2 separate regions of the Homo sapiens genome follow, and region 2 is linked to region 1. Evidence: read pairs that join two places in POLR2A ChIA-PET (ENCODE). Cell type or tissue: PC-3. All regions are shown on one strand. Each heading gives the region's core, and the rest is flanking DNA. Links, peaks and the distances in the headings are about the cores only.

Region 1 (4,396 bases), core at 205-4,204:
ATTAGGCTACGACTTAGGGCAATGCTGCAAGGAAAAAGTGCAGAAGTGCGGACAGCTCTTTGTTTGTTTGTTTGTTTTTTGAGATGGAGTCTCCCTCTGTCGCTCTGTCGCCCAGGCTGGAGTGCAGTGGCTCGATCTCGGCTCACTGCAATCTCCACCTCCTGGGTTCAAGTGATTCTCCTGCCCCATCGTCCCAAGTAGCTGGGATTACAGGCGCGCCACCATGCCTGGCTAATTTTTGTGATGGGGTTTCACTCTTGTCGCCCAAGCTGGAGTGCCATGGCACGATCTTGGCTCACTGCAACCTCCGCCTCCTGGGTTCAAGTGATTCTCCTGCCTCAGCCTCCCGACACCTGCCTAGTTTTTGTATTTTTAGTAGAGACGGGTTTTCGACGTGTTGTCCAGGCTGGTCACAGTCAGCTCTTTGCCTGTATAGATTCACCCCATCCTCCTACTCCCATCTCCGGCCACCTCCATTGCCTCCTGCACTGAAAGAGGACTAGGGCAACAGGGACTCCATCTCCTCCAGCTTCTGACTGGATTCAGCCAATGAAGAGCCTTAGCAAATCAGGGGGAAGGAGAAAAGGGACTCCAGGGTGCTTATTTCCCTGGCTGCATTCCTATGCCCGTGCCCTGGGCTGGTCGTTTTCTTCCTTTAAGTGCCCCCCAGCTCCGCACAGCTGCCTCTCTTTCCTGGTTCTGGGAGCCCATCCCTCCTCGGGTCCTGAGCACAGCTGCCTCTCTTTCCTAGTTCTGGGAGCCCATCCCTCCTCGGGTCCTGAGCACAGCTGCCTCTCTTTCCTGGTTCTGGGAGCCCATCCCTCCTCGGGTCCTAAGCACAGCTGCCTCGCTTTCCTGGTTCTGGGAGCCCATCCCTCCTCGGGTCCCTTAGGACTTAGGGATGGTCATAGGTCTGCCGCCGCCAGCCCTGAGGTTCTGAGCTATTTTTTTCGTTCTCCTACACTCCAACCTTAAGTTTATTATTAGTTAGCTTTTTATAAATAAAACCTCCCTGAGTTACCCTAACTTGACAGTGCCATTTGTCTCCTGTTGGGATCCTGACTGATACAGATATAATTGTATTTCAATATGATTACTGTTTTGTTTTTAAAAATACTGTTGGGAGGGCTGGGCGCTGTGGCTCATGCCTGTAATCCCAGCACTTTGGGAGGCTGAGGCAGGCGGATCACTTGAGGTCAGGAGTTCAAGACCAGCCTGGCCAATATGGCAAAATTCCATCTCTACTAAAATTACAAAAATTAGCTGGGCGTGGTGGCAGGTGCCTGTAATCCCAGCTACTCAGGAGGCGGACACAGGAGAATCACTTGAACCTGGGAGGTGGAGGTTGCAGTGAGCCAAGATTGCGCTATTGCCCTCAAGCCTGGGCAACAGAGTGAGACTCTGTCCAGCCCCCCCAAAAAAATTTAAAAAATACTGTTGGGAGTTCTGCTAAGCTGGGAGAGAGAGCTGAGCTGTCAGGTGTCAGAGTAGCCCATCACAGCAAGAATGAGCCAAAAAAAAAAAAGTAACAGTGCAGCCTTTAATCACTTGCTATAACAGTGTTAATATAAACAGGAGGCTAAAGCCAGAGAAGCCGCTGGCTCTCCTGTTTCATTTTCCCCATGAAACAGTGCACCGTTCAAGGGTCAGGTGGATCCGTGCAGATGTGGCGGACATTGCACTGTTGAGGGAGCCCCCAACCAAAGGCTCCAGCAGTTTTATGGACCCTGGGGTCGGGGTGTGGGGTAGAGTGGAAAAATCCTGGGTGCTGATTCAGAGTGGGGAAGCATGTCTTCAGGGTTCGCCCTCCTCCCCCTGGTAAAGAGGCCTCGGAAGAGGCACCTGAAAAAAAACCTCAGCCGAAGGCCTCAGAGAAAGAGATTTAGGAATGAAGACACTGGGCTAGGAATGCAAATATGTGAAGAGCATAGCATAGCAGGGCTGAGTCCTTAACTCCCCTCAGAGCCTCCTGTGTGCTGGCTGGGCACCAGGTCTGGTGTGGGGAGGGGAGCTTCCCCAGGAGGGCTGCCAGGTCAAGCCTCTGCCATTGCTTGCAGTCAGACCTGAAAAATCACACATAGGTGTTTGACCAGGAGCCAGACTCGTCAAATACATACACCCCACAATGGAGCAGGTGCGCCAGAATGTTATCCGTGGTTTCTCTTGGTCAGGGCCGTCCAACAGACATGTGATGTGAGTCATATATATGATTTTACGGTTTTTAGTAGCTTCTGAAAACAGTAAAAAGGAACAGGTCAAATTAATTTTAATAATATATTTGTTGGCTGGATGGGTGCAGTGACTCACACCTGTAATCCCAGCACTTTGGGAGGCCGAGGACGGGTGAATCATCTGAGGTCAGGAGTTTGAGACCGCGTGACCAACGTGGCGAAACCCTGTCTCTACTAAAGATACAAAAATTAGCTGGGTGTGGTGGCGGATGCCTGTAATCCCAGCTACTCGGGAGTCTGAGGTAGGAGAATTGCTTGAACCTGGGAGGCAGATGTTGCAGTGAGCCAAGATCATGCCACTGGACTCTAAAAAAAAAAAAAAATTATGTATTGTCCAATATATCCAGAATGTTATCATCTCAGGCATGTAATGAGTATTTTTGAAAGTATTAATGAGATATTTTACATTTTTTGAACTAAATCTTCCACTCCGGTGTATATTTTATACTTACAGTGCATCTCCGTTCAGATCAGCCGCATTTCCAATGCTCGGGAGCAGCGCATGCTTACTTGCTACCGTGTCAGAGGCGGCACTGGGCTAGGCGATGGGTGGGCTTATGAATTCTTAAAACATATATTTCCACGTTTTCTACCATAAATGTGCATTTTACATTTTATTTAGAAAATTATAGTCTATAAATATAATCTTATCTAGGTTTTGTTTATTTTCTATTTTATTTTAGTAGAAATTTCCTCTTTAAAATCCGGGCTTTGTCTGCATCTGTGGTGGTCTAAGAATAAAAGGGGCTACTTCCTTTTTGAGAGAGTGAGCCCAGAAAGCATCGACTGGGCAAGGACTACACTCGGCTCAACTTTGGAACCTCAGGAAGAGGTCCTCGTGGTGGCAGACAGAGGGGACTGCACCAGGGTGGACACCTGGGTGGGAACCTGGGCGGGCCGAGGCCTCCTCTCTGCCTGGTGCGGCTTCCTGCATAGGTCTGACCACCACTCAGACCAAAGCCACCCCGCCCCAGAACTGGGGTCTGACCAGACATCTCTCACTGGCCCCCACTTACAAATATGCAACTCTTTCTTAGCAGCTGCATGTCTTCAAGGAATGATGGGACACTATGTTTAAGCTCCAGAAATCGAAGCAGGACTCAAAGAAGCAGGCCAGTTCTGCTCTGCCCCCAAAGGTGAGTGCTTACTCTTTACTGCTGCATTTTGGAACAGTAAAAAAATAATCGTTTACAGCAGAGCATCAGAGAATGCACAGTCCAAGGCTTATAGGAAATACTTGCAGGTTGGTTAGCTGGTTGGCTAGTTGGTTGGTTGGGAAACATCTGCTGTGGGAAGGTAGAAGAGAATTGGCCCTGTGGCTAGAGACAGCTTGGAAATGGAAAGAACCCTGAACTGGGCTCAGGACCAGGTCCCCTGACCTCTCTATGTGACCTTGAGCAATGCACTTCCCTACCTGGGACGTCATGTTCCTCCACAGACAGGGGATTAAATAGGTATCACGAGATAACTTCTGAGACCCATTGCGGTGAAAGCATTTTGTGATTTTTGCCTCTGGAGGAAGTATTGAAAAGTCAGACAGTCCAAAGATGAATTTTAAAATGACTTCCAAGTCTGATTCCTGGGACAGTTGGGGCCAGAAGAGGAGAACAACCTGCATTTACCATTAGGACCAACATGAAGTGGAAAAGAACTGCCCCAGAGCCAGGGACCTGAGTAGGCAGGACTCGATGAGAACCGCCTGGGCAGACAGCATCAGCAGACACAATACTGCTGATTTTTTTTTCCCAATGGAAAAGTCCTTTTTGTCTGAGGCAATGTTTTCCACAGCTCTAGGGGACTGTGGTCATTTCCTAACAAGATTTTTCCTATTTTGTGCAGCTGGGGTCTGGCATTGGAAACACTGAGTGTTTTCAGGCTGAAACTCACTTAGGTCCTCCAGGGCCAAAGGCTGCTGGGTAAATTCAGGGTTTGGTGCAATCTGTGCTATAGTCTCTGCCCCTCAAACCATGGGGCACTGCCCTTTTCTTTAATACTTTGGAATTATAGCATTAGATACATAAAATTACAAAATATCAGAGCTGTAAAGACTTTGAGAGGCCACCTAGTCTATTCTTCTTCTAGAGAAGGGGAAACTGAAGCCCAGAAAAGGAGAGGAACTGACTCCAAGCCACACGTTCAATTAGAGAGAAGCCCACCCTCCTGAC
Region 2 (4,396 bases), core at 222-4,221, 160 kb after region 1:
GCCCAGTATATTATGAGTTTTCATTATTCTTGGCCTTGCGTGAGCTCTGGGTTTTGTTCCATTTGCTGCTTTCTAAGATTTTTTCCTCACCTTGAAGTTTCCTTACATGCATGTACTGATCAAAACTAATCTGAAGACTCGAGGGGAACTCTGCAGATCTCTGGAGCTTTTTCTGTCCCGCTCTCTCCTTTCTGGTACTCTTACCTGTGAGTTTTAGCTCTGTTTATTCTCAACGCTTTCTCCTCAACTTAAGGCTGCTGGGTTTCGTTGAGTTTCCCCCTTCTGCTACAGCCAGGAAACTTTTTCTGGGCATTTACAGGACTCACCTCATTAGTTTCTCTTCTCACAGGGTCCAGTGTCTGAAAGTCAGTCTTTTTTTTTATTCCATTATGGTTGGCAGCAATTGCTTGTTTATGGAAAGCCATTGGTATTCTAAAATACTGTTAATTATCTTATGTGCCTATTAGGTGAAGTGTTGCCATCCCAAAAGGCTTATATTTCAAGTCCTTCTAAAGTAGCTCATATTACAGGGTGATTTCTAAATTACTTTTAACAGCAAATGACCATCTGAAGAGAACACATAGGCTTGAAATGTACCTTACTCAGTGCCAGTTGGGTACTTACAGATACTTACAGAAGATGCAGTTAGTGTAGAATTTAACACAAATTGAATAATCATTCCCTGAGTACAGCCTTAAAACCTGTAAGTATTAGATCTATGCAAGCTTTTTTGAAGGATTATTAGGTATATTAAAAAATAATATAGTAAGGGGTTAGTTACATCATGAAGGTTATAAATACACGCCTACAGTACAGGGGAAAGTGGCTTCCTCTTCTGTGAATGAGCACTACAAGTTGAGTGTTCCTTATCCAAAATACTTGGGACCAGAAGCGTTTTGGATTTTGGATTTATTTGGATTTTGATATTTGCATTATACTTGTTGGTTGAATATCCCTGATCTGAAAATTCAAAATCTGGAACGTGGCTAGGCACAGTGGCTCACCCTTGTAATCCCAGCACTTTGGGAGGCCGAGGCAGGTGGATCGCCTGAGGTCAGGAGTTTGAGACCAGCCTGGCCAACATGTCAAAACCCCGTCTCTACTAAAGATACAAAAATTAGCTGGGCGTGGTGGCAGGCATCTGTAATCCCAGCTACTCGGGAGGCTGAGGCAGGAGAATCATCGCTTGAACCTGGGAGGCAAAGGTTGCAGTAAGTTGAGATTGTGCCATTGGACTCCAGCCTGGGTAACAAGAGTGAAACTCCATCTCAAAAAACAAAAGATAACAAAATCTGAAATGCTCCAACGAGTATTGTCTTTGAGTGTTATGCTGGCACTTAAAAGATTTTGGATTTTGGAGCATTTGGATTGTGGATTTTTGGATTAGGGATACCCAATCTGTAGTAGTAATTAGGGATAAATGGTCAAGTGACGTTGTAGTTCAGAAAGGGCCATATCTCAAACAACTTAAACCGTATAAAACTGATGTTTGAGGTCACAGAGATTAGATCATTAAAAAGTGGTTGTGGTTATGATGACCCTAGACATCGGAGATGAATGTGAGGAGTTTAACTAAAATTTGTTCTTTGAAATGTGACTGGAATAATATATTAGACATACTATTTTAATGTGTTGTTAAGTAATTATATGTTAACTGATTAATTTGGATATTTGACTATTTCATCTTATTCTTACAGGTTTGTAATTGAGTTGGCAAACTTCTATTTTTACTGGGAAAATGGAATGTCTAATTTTCAGGATTGTTTCAGGCTGTTTTCAATTTTGTAATCACCTATAGTTTAAATATTAGAAAGGCCACTCATTAATTCAGCAAACATTGTGGTCACCCTGCTATCCCCCAAGATGATGGGGATAAAGTGGTAGGTATTTGAGACATTTCTTTTCTTTTTTTTCTTTTTCTTTTGAGATGGAGTCCCACTTTGTCGCCCAGCCTGGAGTGCAGTGGTGAGATCTCGGCTCACTGCAGTGTCCACCTCCTGTGTTCAAGTGATTCTCCCACCTCAGCCTCCCGAGTAGCTGGGATTACAGGCATGCGCCACCACGCCTGGCTAATTTTTGTATTTGTAGTAGAGATGGGATTTCACCATGTTGGCCAGGCTGGTCTCGAACTCCGGACCTCAAGTGATTCTCCCACCTTGGCCTCCCAAAGTGCTGGGATTACAGGTGTGAGCTACCATGCCCAGCCTCATGAGACATTCTTGAGTCTTGTCCTGTTGGACCTTAGAATCCAACGGATTTAAAAACTGAAACATAGGCATGGTATAAATTCAAGGACTCTTAGGAGTCATTGAGTTTTTTTATTTTACAAAAGAGGAAGTTGAGACCCTCCTCCCACCCCCCCGAAGAAAATGACTGCTTAAGTTACACAGGCTGAATGATATTTCTAACTTGCCGTAGTGATTTTCAGCCTTTTCTATTATGAAGTCTGCCAAACTTAGGGATGCCTGCCCTCTCTGGGCTAGACTACTCTAGATGTGATAAAAATTTCACAAGAGAAACTTCAGAATACTAAGAGAGCAACCAGGTAAAGGGTTTTACATACCTCCTTATTTTTCTTCGCAAAATGCAATGCCTAGTCAGTACTTAGATATCACTTCCATTGTTTTCAGTATTCTGCTTAAAAATGATAAACTTTATTTAGGGAGTTATGAGCCTTGAGCCTTATATGAGCTTTACTCTTTCATGTTGGGAGCAAATGATAATTGCAGGGGTGGGGTGGGGAAAAGGGAGTACTCAACAGAGCATGTAATTTCCAGGCTATATCCTGCATGGGATAAGGGATGTGTTGGCCCATGATGACATTTACATAGCTACATACATATGTATTTAGGTCTGAGAGGAGAAAAACCATTTTTTCCCTCTGCTCTCAACACAGCACACTTCTGTGCTGACTAGATGTGTGAGGAGGTTTTTGGTGAAGCTTTTCCAGTGGACACCTACTGGGTGTCCTATAATTCAATTCTGACACTATCTGCTTGGAGGTAGTAGTAGTCTCTACGTAAATACAGTTCTGGCAGTGTCTACTTGGAGATAGTAGTAGTCTCTGAAGTATAGTGTCAGATCCCACAGGTTGGGGGCTCAGCCCCACAAGACTGCCCCCATTTAGATGGAAATAGTAGATTGTGACCTATGCTTCTGACTGACTAGTTTTAAATTGGGGTTCACACAACCCCTTCCTTGGGTTTGGTTAATTTGCTAGGATGGCTTACAGAACTCAGGGAAATGCGTTTACTAGTTTATTATAAAAGATGTTATAAAGGATACAGATGAACAGCCAGAAAAAGAGATACATAGGGCAAGGTCTGGAAGGGTCCCAAGTGCAGGAGCTTCTATCCTGGTAGAGTTGGAGTCCTCAGCCTTCCCAGCTTGCCTTTGCCAACCCAAAAGCACATCACATGTTGTTAAGAGTTTTTATAGAGCTTGATCTCCAGCCCCCAACCCCTGCCCCTTTCCTGGAGGTTGGTGGGTGGAGCTGAAAGTTCCAGCCCTCTAACCCTCTAATCCTCTAATCCCGTGGTCTTTCTGGTGATGAGCCTCATCCTGAGGCTTTCTAGGGGTCTCACTTTAAGTTACCTCATTAGCATTAGCTGTGATCCAAAGGGCTTGTCATGAACAAAAGAAGACCTTCCCATTACTTAGGAATTTCCAAGAGTTTTAGGCACTCTGACAGAAACAAAGACCGAATATATTTCATATTATACCACAATAGATCTATAGCTGTAGCTGGCATTTACTGAGCACTGTTGCACTATTTATTGCCACTATTGACCTAACAAGTCAGCATTATTCTAAGTGCCCTGTGTATATTATTTAATCCTCACACAACAGCCCCATTAGATAAAGTAAGGTAAAGTCCCATTGGGCCTGTCTCAAGTATACCCTGTTAGGCTTTAAATAAAAGGCTGTAATTTGATACATACTAATAATAGTAATAACAACATTGATAATGCTTACTATTTGATAGGTTCTACCAAATGGTATCTATGTATTAACTCCTTTTCATAACGCTTAACAGTGAAATGTGGTTTAGTCTGAAAGTTGTTAGTGCAGTCCATGTGTATTTGAAATGTTAGGAGGAGGAATGGGGTATAAGAGGCAAGTAGGAACAGTTCAGTTGTTTGAACTTGAGGTCATTCATAATATCTGTAAACTGTGAGGAAACTTTGTGGACAAAAATTGCAGATAATACTCTTCCTTATTATGCATTAAAAATTTGTTAGAAAATTTCTTGGATTTTAAAGGTTTTTACAGACAGGATCTCACCCTGTTGCCCAGGCTGGAGTGCAGTGCTGCAATTACAGCTCACTGCATCCTCAAACTCCTGGGCTCAAGCCATTGTCCAGTTTCAGCCTCCCAAGTAGCTAGGACTACAGGC

What was found. Peaks named below come from ENCODE experiments on the same cell type or tissue, not always from the same donor. Only the 100,000 strongest peaks of a DNase experiment are listed, where the experiment ranks them.
Region 2: POLR2A ChIA-PET joins it to region 1 with 5 read pairs; 4 of 35 experiments call an interaction of 5 or more read pairs at or near these places.

The regions. Positions count from the first base shown.
Region 1 is chr3:197,419,951-197,424,346 of GRCh38, reverse strand. LOC105374308 (a long non-coding RNA gene) reads left to right here. Exons shown (of 5, transcript NR_189108.1): 4 at 3,269-3,367. Among named protein-coding and RNA genes, the nearest start is that of LINC02012, 88 kb to the left of the region's middle. In PC-3, for the core only: no CTCF peak of the experiment used is centred there; a DNase peak (open chromatin) is centred at 2,246; H3K27ac peaks cover 1,436 bases.
Region 2 is chr3:197,261,315-197,265,710 of GRCh38, reverse strand. All of the region lies in intron 4 of DLG1 (discs large MAGUK scaffold protein 1), which reads left to right. Among named protein-coding and RNA genes, the nearest start is that of MIR4797, 30 kb to the left of the region's middle. In PC-3, for the core only: no CTCF peak of the experiment used is centred there; no DNase peak of the experiment used is centred there.